Linked DNA regions of Homo sapiens: all the other regions are linked to region 2. Evidence: read pairs that join two places in POLR2A ChIA-PET (ENCODE). Cell type or tissue: PC-9. All regions are shown on one strand. Region 1 overlaps USP40 (ubiquitin specific peptidase 40). Region 2 overlaps UGT1A8 (UDP glucuronosyltransferase family 1 member A8). Region 3 overlaps USP40 (ubiquitin specific peptidase 40). Region 4 overlaps USP40 (ubiquitin specific peptidase 40).

Evidence for each region. Peaks named below come from ENCODE experiments on the same cell type or tissue, not always from the same donor. Only the 100,000 strongest peaks of a DNase experiment are listed, where the experiment ranks them.
Region 1: POLR2A ChIA-PET joins it to region 2 with 12 read pairs; 5 of 35 experiments call an interaction of 5 or more read pairs at or near these places.
Region 3: POLR2A ChIA-PET joins it to region 2 with 20 read pairs; 6 of 35 experiments call an interaction of 5 or more read pairs at or near these places.
Region 4: POLR2A ChIA-PET joins it to region 2 with 12 read pairs; 4 of 35 experiments call an interaction of 5 or more read pairs at or near these places.

Annotation. Positions count from the first base shown.
Region 1 is chr2:233,540,722-233,544,721 of GRCh38, reverse strand. It overlaps USP40 (ubiquitin specific peptidase 40), which reads left to right. Exons shown (of 32, transcript NM_001365479.2): 9 at 2,359-2,454; 10 at 3,953-4,000. Among named protein-coding and RNA genes, the nearest start is that of USP40, 24 kb to the left of the region's middle. In PC-9, no CTCF peak of the experiment used is centred here; a DNase peak (open chromatin) is centred at 2,021.
Region 2 is chr2:233,688,529-233,692,528 of GRCh38, reverse strand. The region is part of intron 1 of UGT1A8 (UDP glucuronosyltransferase family 1 member A8); the gene reads right to left. The region is part of intron 1 of UGT1A10 (UDP glucuronosyltransferase family 1 member A10); the gene reads right to left. The region is part of intron 1 of UGT1A9 (UDP glucuronosyltransferase family 1 member A9); the gene reads right to left. All of the region lies in intron 1 of UGT1A7 (UDP glucuronosyltransferase family 1 member A7), which reads right to left. It also overlaps UGT1A and a transcript of UGT1A6 not described here. Among named protein-coding and RNA genes, the nearest start is that of UGT1A6, 2.4 kb to the left of the region's middle. RefSeq lists enhancers at 287-893, 894-1,501. In PC-9, no CTCF peak of the experiment used is centred here; DNase peaks (open chromatin) are centred at 938, 1,858 and 2,868; H3K4me3 peaks cover 2,643 bases; H3K27ac peaks cover 4,000 bases.
Region 3 is chr2:233,555,054-233,559,053 of GRCh38, reverse strand. USP40 (ubiquitin specific peptidase 40) reads left to right here. Exons shown (of 32, transcript NM_001365479.2): 5 at 2,035-2,199. Among named protein-coding and RNA genes, the nearest start is that of USP40, 9.7 kb to the left of the region's middle. In PC-9, no CTCF peak of the experiment used is centred here; DNase peaks (open chromatin) are centred at 1,503 and 1,903; H3K4me3 peaks cover 1,674 bases; H3K27ac peaks cover 2,844 bases.
Region 4 is chr2:233,488,815-233,492,814 of GRCh38, reverse strand. It overlaps USP40 (ubiquitin specific peptidase 40), which reads left to right. Exons shown (of 32, transcript NM_001365479.2): 26 at 1,554-1,648; 27 at 3,332-3,450. Among named protein-coding and RNA genes, the nearest start is that of USP40, 76 kb to the left of the region's middle. In PC-9, no CTCF peak of the experiment used is centred here; no DNase peak of the experiment used is centred here; H3K27ac peaks cover 1,306 bases.

The DNA of each region.
Region 1 (4,000 bases), 150 kb after region 2:
GATTTTGTCATTGTGATATATTAAGAAGTATATATTTGGTCATCCTTTCCAGTTCCCATTCCTAGCACAGAGCTCCTTGGAACTTCCTGAGTGATAGGAGTGTCTTTTGTTATTCATAATGGGCCCCTTTCCACCAAACCTGAGTTGATGTTAATGAAGTCACTCTTAGATGCCTCAGGATGGAGGCTGGTTGCCAGAGAAGCCAGTCCCATTATTAGAGGGTTGAAACTTTCAGCCCTGCTTCCCTGACCTTGGGGAGGGGAGAGAGACAGGAAATTGAGTTCAGTCACCAGTGACGAGTGATTTATTTAATCGGTCATGCCTCTGTAATGAAACTTCAGTGAAACCTCTTGAAAAATTAGGTTTGGGGCATTTCTGGGTTGGTGAACACATTTTCATGCTGGGAGGGTGGCCACCGCGACTCCACGGAAACAGAGTTTCCTGAACTCTGGGCCCTTCTGGACCTTGCCCTATGTCTGTCTCCATCTGGCTATTCATTTATATCCTTTGTAATAAAGTGTAGTATAAGTTCCTGAGTTCTTAACTGTTGTTCCAGAAAATTATGAACCTGAGTTGGGGTGATGGGAACCCTAGAATTTGTAATCAGCCAGGCAGAAGTGTGAGTACCCTAGGGACTCCGTATGTAGTTGGTGTTTGAAGTAGGGAACAGTCTTACGGGACTGAGTCCTCAACTTATGGAGTCTGTGCTGTCACCTGATAGTGTCAGAATTGAATACAATTGTGTGACACCTAGTTGATGTCAGAGAATTGGAGAATTGATTGTTGTTTGAAAGACCAGTCCCTCGACTCCCTCCTTTGGGTAGGCCTAGGCTTTCTCTCCCCAACTCTGCCCTGTATGGGCATCAAAATGGAAGTTCAGTGTCAGCAAGATCGGTGTCTTAGTCCATTCAGGTTCAGGCTGCTCTATCACAACACTTAGGCTGGGTAATTTGTAAACAACAGAAATTTATTGCTCACAGTTCTGGAGGCTGGGAAGTCAAGATTAAGGCACCAGCAGATTTTGTGTCTGTGAGGACTTGCTCTGCTTCATAGATGACTCTTTCTTGCTGTGTCCTCACATGGCAGAAAGGACACACAAAACTCCTTCAGGCCTTTTTTATAAAGGCACTACTCCCATTCATGAGGGCTCATCTTTTGTGACCTAATTATCTCCTGAAGACCCCACCTCTTAATACTATTGCATTGGCGGTTAGGTTTCAACGTATGAATTTTGGGGGAACCTAACTACTCTGGCCATAGCAGTTGCACATCTGGAGGCCTCATCTTTGGATTTCTTCCCCACATTCCCATTTCACTTTTTTGACCTCAGAAGAGTTTTCCCTGATGTTCTTGCAAGCTCATGGTGTGTTTAAGATGTTTTTATTTGTTTTGGTTTTACTTTATCTAGCATTTTTAGTAATTTTGTAGCAGGATGGTTGTATCTGGCCTGCCATATTTTTCCATCACTTATTGATTATTTATTTTTGGCTTGCATTGTTTAGGACTATCTGTATTTCTGGTTTTAAGTCCATTTAAAATACTTCTGCAAGATGGCATGTATGGAAATAAAAGGCAATGAAAATAACTTACCGGGGAATTTTGACATGTTCCCCAATACCTTCATAAAATGGGGTGAAAACTTGGATGGTCAGGAAATAGAAAGGAGTATTTAATCTGAGCCTGGCCTGCAAAGATGAGTAGAATTTCCTTAGGTCAACACAAGTGAATGAGACCATACGGGATGAAGACCAGAAAATACTTTGAACTGAATTTTAATGAAAACTCAACATATCAAATTATGTAAAATGTAGCTAAAGTAGTGCTAAGCTGGAAAATATTGGAACCCACTGTGTGTATTGTGCTAGAAGGTTTACTTGTTTCGTATTCCCAATTTACAACTAAAGCCAGAGAGATGAAGTAAATTGTCCAGGATTGCTCAACCAGGAGCTGGAATTCAAAGCCAGGTCTGCCTCATTCCAAGCATATGCAGATTATTGTGATGTTTTTACCACCATTTCATCATCTTGAAACCTTTTTTTTTTTTGACAACGTCTTGCTCTGTGTCATCCATGCTGGAGTGCAGTGGCGCAATCACGGCCTACTGCAGCCTTGACCTCCTGGGCTCAAGCAGTCCTCCCGCCTCAACCTCCTGGCTAATTTTTTTTATCTTTTTGTAGAGTGTGCTGGTCTCTCTATGTTGCCCAGGCTGGTCTTGAACTCCTGGCTCAAGCAGTCCCTCTGCCTCGGCCTCCCAAATTGCTGGGATTACAGGTGTGAGCTACTGTGCCTGGCCAACATTCCTATTTTGTTACTTTTTAAGGGGTTAGTGATAGAAACTCATACTGTTTTCCTTCCTAGGAGGAAAAAAGTAAACCAGATGTGAATCTGAAAGATCTCCAGAGTGAAGAAGAGATTGATCATCCACTGATGATTCTAAAAGCAATCTTATTAGAGGTATAGTATGTGTGTGTATGTATTTGTATGTATGGTATGTATTGTGTGTATGTGTGCATGTGTGTATATATGTAAGAATGTATGCGGTTTAATTGCTAGGTGTGATATTATTACCATTCATAGTCTTTCCTTAAGGACATTCTCTGTATCTATATTTTAATGATGTTTGTGGGGATTTTCTGGTTATGAATGAAATACATATTCATGGTAGAAAATTCAAGAAAAAAACAGAAAATATATACAAAAGATAAAAAGTATAAGTAGGCCAGATACTGACAGTTATTGTTAACACTTTGATATATATTCTTTGCATTCTGTTTTCTTTATGTTTATATATGTATATTGGAATTGGGTTATGACTTTTTTGGCTATTATTGTCATTTTAAACCAAATTGAGCTTTACTAAATGCTGTTTTGCAATTTATTGCATTTCCATATTATCCTTTTAATGTCTATGTGACCTGAAAGTGTGTCCCCTTTTTCATTCCTAGCACTCACTGATAATATCTCAAGTAGATGACTTTTAAAGTTTGTTTAATATGCTGTTTTAAAGATGTGAGGTCTTCTTTCATTTATTCATTCATCCTTAATAAATGATTTGTTATAATTCCTGCTAGGGACCTGGGTCGAGTACTTTAATTATATTGATCTATGACTATTGTATGAATTTACTAGGGCTGCCATGACAAAATGCCACAGACTGCATGGCTTAGATGATAGAAATGTATTTTCTGACAGTTTTGAAGGCTGGAAGTCCAAGATTAAGGTGTTGGCAGTTTTGGTTTCTTCTGAGGCCTCTCTCCTTGGCTTGCAGATGGCCGTCTTCTTCCTGTGTCCTCACATGGTGTTTCTTCTGTGTGTGTGCTTCCCTGGTGTCACTTTGTCCAAACTTCGTCTTCTTATGATAATGCCAATCAGATTTACTTAGGGCCTACTCTAAAATGGAAAACAGCCTCGTTTTACCTTAATCACCTCTTTAAAGGTCTAATCTCCAAATGTGGTCACATTCTGAAATATTGTAGGTTAGGAATTCAACATATGAATTTTGGGGAGATACAATTCAGTCTGTCACCGCTACATCTCACCCCCTTTTAGAACTTGTTTATACTTCAAAACATTTAGATAAGACATTAATCATCTTTGTTTTTGTACTTACGTATCTCTTCCAAAATTCTTGTTTAATATCAGTAATTTACACATTTAAATGGAAAATTCCTTTTTAATGTTGGGAATTTACGAAACCTTGAGCTACTTTTGATATTGCTCTTCAAATGGAAGATGGCACATGGAAAATGGCAAAAATCCAAGTTTTCTCAACTGAGGCTTAACCAGTTTTTAAAAAACTTTTTATAATAAAATAATTATGATGGAATCAACTTACGTGTTTGCTGTTCTAGGCATATTTAATTAGGTATAATCCTGTTGGTCTCTTTGAATTTGTTAAGTATGCAATTATTTCTCATCAGATTTTCTTGAGTGACTGTGTTTCTCTCATAAGGAGGAGAATAATCTAATTCCTGTTGATCAGCTGGGCCAGAAACTTTTG
Region 2 (4,000 bases):
TGAGTTAGCACGGACCCCACAGGTTAAGGGCTCAGTCCTACAAGACTGCCCTCACTTCAGACACCAATTGCAAGTAGTAGGTCCCCAGGTTACCCACAACTTCTGTCTGACTTGGCAAAAATCAGAGGTTCACACACCCTCTTTCTTGGAGTCAATCATTTGCTAGAATGGCTCACAGAACTGAAGAAAACAGTTTATTTACTAGGTTTGGTTTATTACAAAGGATATTGCAAACAATACGGATGAATAGCCAGAGGAAAAAGTACAAAGAACAAGATATGGGGGTATGGCCATGGAGCCCCATCTGCCATCTCTGGGTGCCCCACCCTCCACACCTTCAGCAACCTGAAAGCTCTCTGAACCCTGCCCTTCTGAGTTTTTATGTAGGCTTCCATACATAGTAGGCATGATTGATTAGATTGTTGCCCATCGGTGATCAAATCAATCTTCAATCTCTCTCTCCTTTCTTCCCTCTAATCGCAAGGGTTTTGTTCCCTGGCAACTAGCCCTCATCCTTAGAGACTTTACATCTCCTTTACATAAACTTAGGTGTGATCGAAAGGGATCTGTTTTGAATAACAAAAGATTCTTTGTTCACGTTTATCGCTCCCACCACTTATGGTTTCAGGAGCTGTGTCCAGGAAACAAAGACAAACATATATTTCTTATTATACATCACAATATAACAACATTCAAACTGTTACTTGCCTTTAGGAAATTAAGATTTGAGAAGTATAAGTCTAGCCAGTACGTGGTGAGAATCCTAGAGCAGGAGTCAGAAAGCCTGGTATCTGCTTCTGGCCCAGCCACCCATCTGCCAGGGGAGTGACTCCTCTCCTGAGCTTCAGGTTTCTCAACTGAGGCCCAGAAAGGGAGGGTCACACTGGCCCTGCCTGCTAACCACACTGCTGAGGGCGGTCCCAGAGCAAGACCTGTGTAGAAACTAGGCTGTCCCAGTGAGAGGTGGTACCTTGAATTACTAGAACAGACTTGCCCAGAGCTAGTCATGCACACCTGGCTGGCACGCGAGTTCCTGTTCCCACCCACAAGTTTGGCACCGGAGGTGTTCTGGGGCCCAGGAAGGGAGAAGAAGCCTGAGCAACATGATTAGAGGGGCCACTCCAAGGACAGGGCTGGCCCCCATGGGGAACATAACCAGGATGCAAATTCATTGTTCAAGGCATGCGAAGACTCAGCTCAGTCCAAGCTGGGAGCAGCCTCCCAAGAGGATTGGCAGCTTACAATGATCAAAGTCATGGGGGCGGCAGCATCTTGCTTTGAGTTCATCTAGATAGCAATAAGACTCCAGGAAGGTTGCAAAGGGAACAGAGCTCAGGTCCACCTTCTTGAGCAGGCAGACATTAGGCAGGTTTCCTTCAAAGAACAGTTCATCTAGAGGAAGAATGGCTTAAGCAAGCATGTAGGAATAGCGGGATCAAGAGATGCTACAAACTTCACATTCTTTATACTAGACCTCCACTCTGCTGTGGACGTTGGTCTGAGCCCTTCCAACCACAGCCTTGCTCTGAAAATCCTGTTGCTCATATGTGGGTCCTGTTCTTAGTCCCAGAAGTCCCTACAGAACATGAGTTGGAGGAAGGAGCTGAAGAAATGAAACTAACATCACTATGCATACCATCCCTTGAATTCCTAACACCTTCTTGCAAATTAAGAAGGTATTAGAAAACATTTTTCTTTCTCCTGTGAGCTTTGACTGTACTAAGAATGGTGTGTGTGTGTGTGTGTGTGTGTATGTGTGTGTGTGTGTATGTCTGCACTGGACACTAGCCAGAGGAATCTGGCATGTCTGTTCGTCATAATGACGATCCCTAAAGAGTAGCTCCGCTGGAGACCCAGGCCTGCCCTGGTTGGTGCTGTAGGAGTCAAGGTGTCCTCAGGTATCACTTGAGTGTCCAGGCAAAGGCCGATTTTTTTTTTTTCTCAGGGATTGCTGCAGGCTGAATGACTCAGGCTTGGGACATATTCCAGTGGGGTGAAAGAAGTAGATCCTAAGATAAAACAAATCTCTGTTGGCAAGAGCAGATTTCCCAAAAAGTAAATGGAGGATAGCTGGCATTTTGAATAGAGGAGAGACCCAAAGATGTGCATGAAGGTAATTTCATGTTGGGAATAGGAAGGTCTGGAAACGTGGACCCTATGGAGAGGTTTGCTTCTAAGGTGCTAACTCTTTCAGACCCTTGTATGACCTACGACCCATAAGTAATGGAGCCAGGACCCACCTGCAAGATTTCAAAGGACCTGCAAAATGTTTGAGACTTAAAATAAGAAATTTGCTGAATCTAGAATACTAAAATGGCAAACATTGAATTTATGAATATTTTATGAAATGGCTATAAAAACATAACTACATGTCAATGAATCCACTACAGATTAGCTCACCAAGTTACAAAGACATATGTGACATAAGATGCAGGAGCAATTTAATCTATTTGATAGGCTGTGAGGTGGGGCTGCAGAAGTCAGAATGCTCTGGGCCCAGATCTTGAGGAAGGTCCAAAATGGTGAGATGAAGTGAGAATCCCTTTTAGGGGCCTGTGGGTTCCTCCAAGCATGGAAATAAAGGAAAATCTTGGGTTCTTTCGAAGGAAATTCCAGGCACCTACCTGGCCCTGAGAAATAAATAAGGCACTTGATAAGCAAGAAGGTAATAGTAGCCTAAAACAATATCCAAGAAAGTTAGAGTCCAGAGATGTTTGGTTTCCTATAGAAACTACAGATCACATCATAACATATGTCCCCGAGTTGTTTTTCAGAAACCTGGACTCCCACCAAATGGATTCTTTGGCAGGCAGACCTCAGATAAGGGGAAATAACGACTGAACTCTGACAGCCATTCTTTGTTCTTGGAGGAAGTCACACTCATGAGCAAGAGCAAACATTCTTTTCTGCTAACCCCGAATTTTAAACCAAGCTTCTCTTCCTTAGCTAATTGCAAATCAGAAAATCTCTGAATTCACCTATGACCTGCAAGCCCTCACTTCTCATGACCAAACCAATGTGTAACCTCTGCGTATTGATTTGCGATTTCTTCTTGTAACTTCTGTTTTCCTAAAATGTATCCTTGCTCTTAAAAACCTTTACTTGCAAGCCATTAGAGAGATTGGGTCTCAAGTATAAGCCTCCTAACACTCCTTGCTTTGTGCCCTGCACATAAATGCCTTCCTTTCTCCCATTGCAAATCTCAGTGTAGATGTTTGGTCTTACTGTGCTGGGTGAGTGAACCCCAGTTTAGTTTAGTATGATAACAATAGTCAAGTCTGAATCACTCACAGATGGAATAGGGAAGTGCAGGTAAGTATGGCTTGCCCAGCCAGACAGTTCCAGGGGCACCTGTCCTAGTAGAAGATAAGGTGTTTATAACTTCCTTCAGGGGCTTGTAACAATGTGGGTTGTGGTTCCAGGAGCAGTGGGGAGGGGCACAGGCCACTAAGTTAAGCCATGACAAAGGGATTATACAGAAGAGACATAAAGTAGGATTTCCACTTGGCCATGTTTATGAAGTAAAGAGACCCTGGGACATAGGGATGAAGGGAAAGAACATGCTATGATTCCAAACATTTGGCTTCATGCTGCACCTGCCATCTTCCCTGCTTGGCACACCATCCCCCCAACTTCTCCCAAGATTGCCACTCCTTATCCTGCAAGGCCCCCTATGATCAGCTCTCTTTACATCCTTTTCTTTCAAAGTATGTTTCACAGTTTGTAGCTAATCAATGCCTTCCTCTCCATTAGAATGGCAAAGCCATGTTCATTTGATTATGGCCATATCCCAGTCACTCAAAGACTCTCAACAGATATTTGTTCAATGAAGGACGTTTAATATTAAATTTTTTAAAAAAGAGCCAGCTGCATGTTATTCTGTAACACCAACAAAAACAAGACGAACTCATGTTTGCTGAGGGTGTTATTCTGTAACACCAACCAAAACAAGATGAACTCATGTTTGCTGAGGGATTAGAGACCATGTGATGTAAGTCAA
Region 3 (4,000 bases), 130 kb after region 2:
CAGGTATAGGCAACTGTCACAGAAGTTAAAGAGCAAACGATAGGAATACTGTTATATTGCCTTTAATGGTAAACTCTGAAGGGTAGTCTTCTAACCAGGAACACTTCTTAACTAGGTGATACTAACTATGTGATTAAGGAGGTAAGGCATGGACTTTCAAGCAAAATGGGGTATAATACATTCCCTAAACAAGTATGTTAAATTTCTGGTGTAGGGCTGGTATTTGGCGTTAATCCGATTAACAACAAAAACAAACAAACAAAAAAAACACTGTATTGAGATGTAATTTACATGCCACAGAATTCACTCTTTTAAGTGGTACAGTTCAGTGGTGCTTTCTAGCATATTCACAGAGTTGTTCAACCATCACTACAATCAATTTTAGAAAATTTTTACCACCCCAAAAAGAAACTCCATACCCGTTAGCAGTAACTTTCCATCCCCCTCAACTCAGCCGCTGGCAACCACTGACCTCCTTTCTGTCTCTATGAATTTGCCTATTCTGGACATTTCATAGAAATGGAGTGATCCAATAGGTGGTCTCGTAACAGTCTTCTTTCACTTAAAGTACTGTTCTCAGGGTTCATTCATGTTGTAGTATGTGTCGATACTTCATTCCATTTTATTGCCAAATGAGATTCTATTAGATGGATATGCCACATGTTTTTTGTTTTTTTTTTTTAATCTAGTCATTGGTTGATAGATTTTTCTTTGTTTTTGATAATGAGCTTCACTAAGTTGCTGGTTTCTTCTTAATGCTGTGAAAATTTTTTTTGTTTTTTGTCTAAATAAGATCTTGCAGAAAACCCTCTAGGACTGGACCTGCAGTGGTAGGAGAAGGTCTCTGTGGTACCTTTGCGAAGTGTAGGATTGTTTAGGAACAGAGCTTGAAAACTTCCACAAGTTTTCTATCCCATCATAGCCAGTGATATTAGATAAATTACATCCTTGAGGGTCTTGTATTTTAAAAGGCAAGATAGAAGTCCTCCAGCTTTCATCCACTTTATCTGCTGCTCTTCACACAAAACTTTTTTTTTTTTTTTTTTTTTTTTGAGATGAGGTCTCACTGTCACCAGCCTGGAGTGCAATGGCATGATCATAGCTCACTGCAGCCCTGGGTTCAAGGCATCCTGCTGCCTCGGCCTCCCAGGTAGCTGAGATTTTAGGCATGAGCTATTGCTCTTGGTTGAAACTTATTTTTGAAATTGTCTTCCCTTATTGCCTCTGCTTCTGAACTCTCCATTTGTTCCTCTCCTTCCTTTCTACTTTTTTGGTTGAAGTCAACAGTGACATCCCTGTGCCAAGTCCAGAAGACACTTCTCTGTTCTCAGCAGAAGGAGCTCTCAGCAGCACTCACCACCCTCCTTAAAGCCTCAGCTCCTCCTGCTTCCTGGGGCCTCACTCTCCTGGCCCTCCCCCCAGCTGCTCTTCCTCCTCTTCTCCACTTCTCAGTCTTGGTGTGCCCCTTGGTTTGGTTATAAATTTTTCTTAAGCACAAGTTCACACACAACTGCGTGACTCATAATGGATTAAAGCAAGTTCCATCAGGATTTTTTTCTCAGTAACACTGTGTTAGTCTTGTTTTAGTTGTTTTTACTTCAAAGCAGTACATTCTAGTTCTTTTCTATTGTTGATAATTCGGACTATTCACATGTGCTCTGATCTCAGTGAGGTGTTCCTGTGCAGACACTGCCAGCTCTTAGACACTGGTCTGTGCCTGGTATATCCCTCTCTGCTTTCTGTGGCATGGCCATGTGTGTGGTTTCCCACAAGAATAAATGCACATTCTGGGTGTCAAAGGAATTGAGTTACATGTACACACTGAACCCAGCCTGTTCATATTTTCATTTTTTAGTATAAATAAAAATAGGTGGTAATCTCTTAACCAGCTCAGCTTGTTTTGCTGAGTCATTCTTATATCTGATCTTCAGATTGCTTGATAAATCTTGAGTTTTTATTGACTAATGTTTGTTTTTTTAATGTTTTAAAAAATCTGAAGCCCGGAATTACATCTAAAAGTTACCTGTTTTGTAGGAAATGAGGCAACATGATGTGCAGGAACTGAATCGAATCCTCTTCAGCGCTTTGGAAACTTCTTTAGTTGGGACCTCCGGTCATGACCTCATCTATCGTCTGTACCATGGAACCATTGTTAACCAGATTGTTTGTAAAGAATGTAAGAACGTTAGCGAGAGGCAGGTAAATATGCCAGAGTATTTTAGTAATAAGTTATGTTGTAAATTATAATCCATGTAATTAAATGTATGATATATACCACACAAGGATTAAAGTGTTTATTACTAAAAGTAATTTATTGAGTTTTTTTTTCTTCTAACTACACCTAAATCATGAGCCTATAATCCAGATTTCTCCATGTAGATTGAAAGAAGCAAATATCTTGAAACTTAATCTTTTATTCAGTACCCTAATATTTGGAAAATAGATTTGGGGGATATTTACAAATAGAAGACTGTGGCCTCATGTGAGAAGCCAGTGTCATCATGGTTGGAATATTGTAAAGAAAGTTAATTAGGGAGGTAATAAAAATAGATAATACTGAGGACCAAGGAGTGTTTAATTTGACAAACATTTGTAATTAAATATGGGATTTAGTTTATTAATATTCTTCAGAAAGTTCATTTATATATGTGTGCTTATGTTTATATATTATATATAAAGCTATTGTAATCCTATGTTAATTAGTATAACCTTCAGTTCTTTGTAATGACACATATTGCCCATTTAATCTAATTGGAAATTAGAAATTGGAAATTTGCTCATGTAAATGTAATCCTGTTTGCCCTACAAATCTTATATAGTCAATTATCACTGAATTCATCACTGATCCTTTAATAAAAGGCTGCTTTTGTTATTTATGCCAAGGAAGTTTGTGTATTTGTATCAGGACAAAATTACCATTTTCTTTTTTTTTTTTTTTGAGATGGAGTCTTGCTTTGTCGCCCAGGCTGGAGTGCAGTGGCACGATCTCAGCTCACTGCAAGTTCCACCTCCCGGGTTCACGCCATTCTCCTGCCTTAGCCTCCCGAGTAGCTGGGACTACAGGTGCCCGCCACCATGCCTGGCTAATTTTTTGTATTTTTTTAGTAGAGACGGGGTTTCACCATGTTAGCCAGGATGGTCTCGATCTCCTGACCTCATGATCTGCCCACCTTGGCCTCCCAAAGTGCTGGGATTACAGGCATGAGCCACCGCGCCTGGCCCAAAATTAGCATTTTCAAAGGTGTTAATTGCTTTCTTGAAAATAGATGTGTATATAAAAATATGTGATTTTCAGGATGCTGAGGCAGGAGAATCGCTTGAACCCGGGAGGTGGAGGTTGCAGTGACCTGAGATTGCGCCACTGTGCTCCAGCCTGGTGGCAGAGCAAGGCTCCGTCTCAAAAAAAAAAAAAAAAAAGAGTGATTTTTTAAGTTTGGAAATAATTAAGATGTTGCGTGTGTCTTTGAATTACTACATGCTTGACTTAGCTATGATGTAGTAAATCAGAGTATTTTCAAAACAACATATGTAAGGCCATTATAAATTAAAGACATTAACTTTTCACGTATATATTATAAACCATATACTGTATAAATGTTACTTTTGGTACTTGAAATCTTCACCATGAGTTAACAAGTGCCCTATTTTCATTCCCCAAAATCTCTTAAAATAAAGCTGTTGCACACACATACAGAACTATAAATATAAATTAAATTTGCCAAATTGTAAGTGCTTATTACTAGAAATATTGTGATTCAAATGTAGTTATAGCAGATTTCATAAACCCTCTTTTTACAGACTATTCTCTTGGATTTTCATAGGAAGACCTTCTTATCCTAGCTTAACGTAATTCTTTTTTTTGAGATGGAGTCTCACTCTGTTGCCCAGGCTGGAGTGCAGTGGCGCAATCTCGGCTCACTGCGACCTCCGCCTCCCAGGTTCAAGCAATTCTCCTGCCTCAGCCTCCCCAGTAGCTGGGACTACAGGCATGCACCACCAC
Region 4 (4,000 bases), 200 kb after region 2:
GCGAGTATATTTTTAATAGGCCCAACTCTTTAGCTATGTTTTTCTTTTTATCAGGCTTTACTTATTTAGTTTTTCTAGTGCCTTGAAGTATATTACTTATATTTCTTTTTAATCTTTTCAGCCTCAGTAATAAAATTAATATAAATGAGTCAAATTCTTATCTCCTTATTCTTTGAAGTTAGGATTATATAGAGAGAGTAATGTTGAATGAGCTATAAAATTGGCATAAAGTTACTTTTTAGTTGGGTTACAGTAGTTCATGTTAACTAATGCTAAAAATGCCTTGGTGATAGAATTCTAGTTACATATAGAATTGGATATAGATTGTAAAAGCATGTTTAATCAGTATGTTTCTACGTGAAAAGTAAATAAAAGGTTCTTTTTTTGGTAATACATCTGTACACAACACATGGGAAATGCACTCATGTGTCACTTAACAACATGAATATGTTTTGAGAAATGCATCGTCAGATGATTTCATCATTATGTGAACACGGTAGAGTGATTTACACAAACCTAGATGGTAGAGCCTCCTACACACCTAGGCTATGTGGTGTAGCCTCTTGCTCATAGGCTACAGACCTGTACAGCAGCTTACTGTATTGAATACTGAAGGCGAATCATAACACAGTGGCAGGTGTTTGTGTATCTAAACAGAAAAAGGTACAGTGAAAATACAGTATTATAATCTTATAGGATCACATCACATGTGTGGTCTTTGACCAAATCATTATGTAGCAGGTGATTATATATTTCATTCTTTAGAATTTCCTAAAATTATCTTTCCGGTAGTGTCAGCCTGTAATTTCCTTAAGACACAAGAGGAACTTCTCATGCACTTAGTTGACTTCTAATCTCTCTGTAATTTCTTGCTATGCATTAGTGGCATGCTCAGCAGTAAAGACAGTTAAGGCAAAAATAAGTGAAGACAGTCTAAATTTAGTTGCCAGCTTTTATATTGTTTTTGATGAGAAAGCATTGTGTTTTTCCCTTTTTTTAAACAAACTTGGAAAGGCCTTCTTATTGTCAAGATTTCCTTATAAATAAACATTTATTGGGCATTTACTATGTGGCACCCATTGTACCAGGAACTGGGGAGACAAGATAGATGGCCTGCCTCCTCTTGAAAATTCTGTTGTTTTGAGGAGGCAGATTAAACGCCTGCACACAGACAGACAGACACACACACACACACACACACACACACACACGAGGAACAGGTTGGGATGAGTGTTATGATGAGGAAACAGGAAGCTAACATACAGAATGCAGCCAGCATATCCTACCCAAAAAGTCCTCTTTGAGGAAGGAGAGAATGTGGAAAAGTACATTCAAGGTAGGGGCATAAGTGTCACAGACCTCTTGGGAGTCTGCCGACAACATGTCCCTGCCTGCTTACCTGCCAGACAGGGCCTCCTCATAAGACTTGGATGCAGAGGCTCTTGAGTGGAATTTTAATAACCTATTTACAATATCAAAACATGGCAATGTATTTCAGAAACACAAAATAAGTTTCAAGTTCCTTGTAAACATCCCGCTCTGTCCTTTGGAAGGTGCTTCTGGGAACGAGCCTGCGCAAGTTTCTCTCCTCTACTTGGGAGACATAGAGATCTCAGAAGATGCCACGCTGGCGGAGCTGAAGTCTCAGGTCAGACTTCTTCCTGCACCATAACTTAGTGGTAATGTGGCTTCTTCCAGTGAGATATTAATATATTCTTCTATCTCCTTTTCCCTCAATTACAGTCTGTTCTGATATGGCATTTGTCATATGCCATGTTCAGTGGTAAGTACCCGCAGGCAATACACGCCCATGGTGCAGACGGCTCCTCGTGGCCTCACTGGTCCCTCCTCTGACAGGCATGCTGTGCTTTTGTTTCAATCTATCCTCAGTGACTTGCGGCTTTTGTTCATTTTTATTTTTTTAGGGAAACATGGTTTCTTGGAACATTTGTAAAGCATTCACTTTATCCCTTTATTTACATTGTTTGTGTACCATTGTGACCCATATGTTAAATGTTGTTATGAAAAGCTGTGTTACCAGTTTTCCAGGAGGTTAGAACTCCAGCTTTTATGTTAGGATGCTAAACTAGATATTCTAGGTATTGTGTTGTTTCTTATGCATTAACGTTCACAGAGAAGGAGGGTTTTATCCAAATGGAAGGGCTGGATTAAGCACAATGCAGTGTTGAAGCAGCATCCGCCTACTGTTGGACTGAAATGAGCATTCCTTTCTTCTCTTAGAGGAGAAAATGTGGGGCCTATATATGACTAGTGGTTGTTGATGTTTGGCTTTTGTGCGCCCTCAGTATATGAAATACCCTTCCTCAAGAAAAAGCATATGTTGGCTGGGTGTGGTGGCTCATGCCTATAATCCCAGCACTTTAGGAGTCTGAGGCAGGCGGATCACTTGAGGTCAGGAGTTTGGGACCAACCTGGCCAACATGGTAAAACCCTGTCTCTGCTAAAAGTACAAAAAAAAAAAAAATTCACCTGGCACGGTGGCAGGCACCTGTAATCCCAGCTACTCGGAGGCTGAGGCAGGAGAATCACTTGAACCCAGGACAGGGAGGTTGCAATGAGCTGAGATTGCGCCACTGCACTTCAGGCTGGGTGACAGAGTGAGACTCCGTCTCAAAAAAAAAAAAAAAAAAAAAGGAGAAAAGAAAAAGCAGACAGCCTTATTCTCATGAGAACAAATGGGAAAATACTTTTTTTTTCTCATATTAAGTTGAAAGATATAAAATTGCTGTTTTTAGGTCAAAAAATGGATGAATATTGGTAATTTTAGAGGCTCCAACCTAAGTATATCAGTAGGGGCTTAAAGTGATCCCTTCAGAATTAGAACAAGCAGTTTGGGCCTACTGATTGCAGCCAAAGATTTTGAAATACTTCAGAATCAAAAGCTGATTCATCGGCAGAGCAGACACTGGTGGAGGATTGCGCGGGCACGGAAGAAGGCTGCTGTTGTGTCCCTTGTTGTACTGTTAGAGCGGGCTCTGCCCTGGTGAATTCTACTCCCATGGAAGTTAATTCCAAAGTTTCATTTTTTAAACATGATGATTAAAAAGAAGCTTTTGACTCAGATTTAGAGAGAGGGAACTCACTTCTTTCTCAAGGTGATTTCAGTGCAGAGGAATATGAAGACCGCTCAGGGTTAGTGTTATTTAAGAGAGAGAGAGATTCCTGTGACTTTTAAAATGATGTTATCATTACTTGAGATACTCTTTCCTTGAGATGCCACTGTGTAGTGCTTCATTTTTTTTTTCTAAAACAGTATGTTTTGAAGAGTGCTTTTTAAAACCGTTGGAGAAATGTCTGTTTCTTTTTCTAGGCCATGACCTTGCCTCCTTTCCTGGAGTTCGGTGTCCCGTCCCCAGCCCACCTCAGAGCCTGGACGGTGGAGAGGAAGCGCCCAGGCAGGCTTTTACGAACTGACCGGCAGCCACTCAGGTAGGTTCCTTGCTGGACGCAACACTGTCCCTCTCTGCTGCTGACGCACTGGCTGGTGTGAGGGATGGAGGAGGAATCAGTCTTCTGAGCTGAGTGACAACAAAGCCCATTCCTGGTCATGCCACGCTTGTGACTTGGGTGACACTTTTCATCATAAACTCCAGCAGGCCTTCAGTTTTCCATGTTAAGTATAAATGTAGTGTTGTATATTTTTTCTGTGCTCCAGTGACTGTGACATTATATAACTTAAAAGCATTTGGAGTGAGATGGAAAGTAGGAGTGGCTGTTTCTCACTCAGAAATGTTGGATTCAGCTGATCCTCCTCCTGAAACTTTGAACTTAAAGAGCAGGTTTGGGTCATTTCCTTTGCAAAAAGCAGCCTTGAGGCTTTTTGTTTCTTTCTTTCTCGTTTCTTTCTTTTCTTTCTTTCCTTTCTTTCCTTTTCTTTCTTTTCTTAATAGACAGGGTCTGGCTCTGTCGCCCAGGCTGGAGTGCAGTGGCGTGATCATGGCTCAACTACAGCCTCAACCTCCTGGGCTCAAGTGATCCT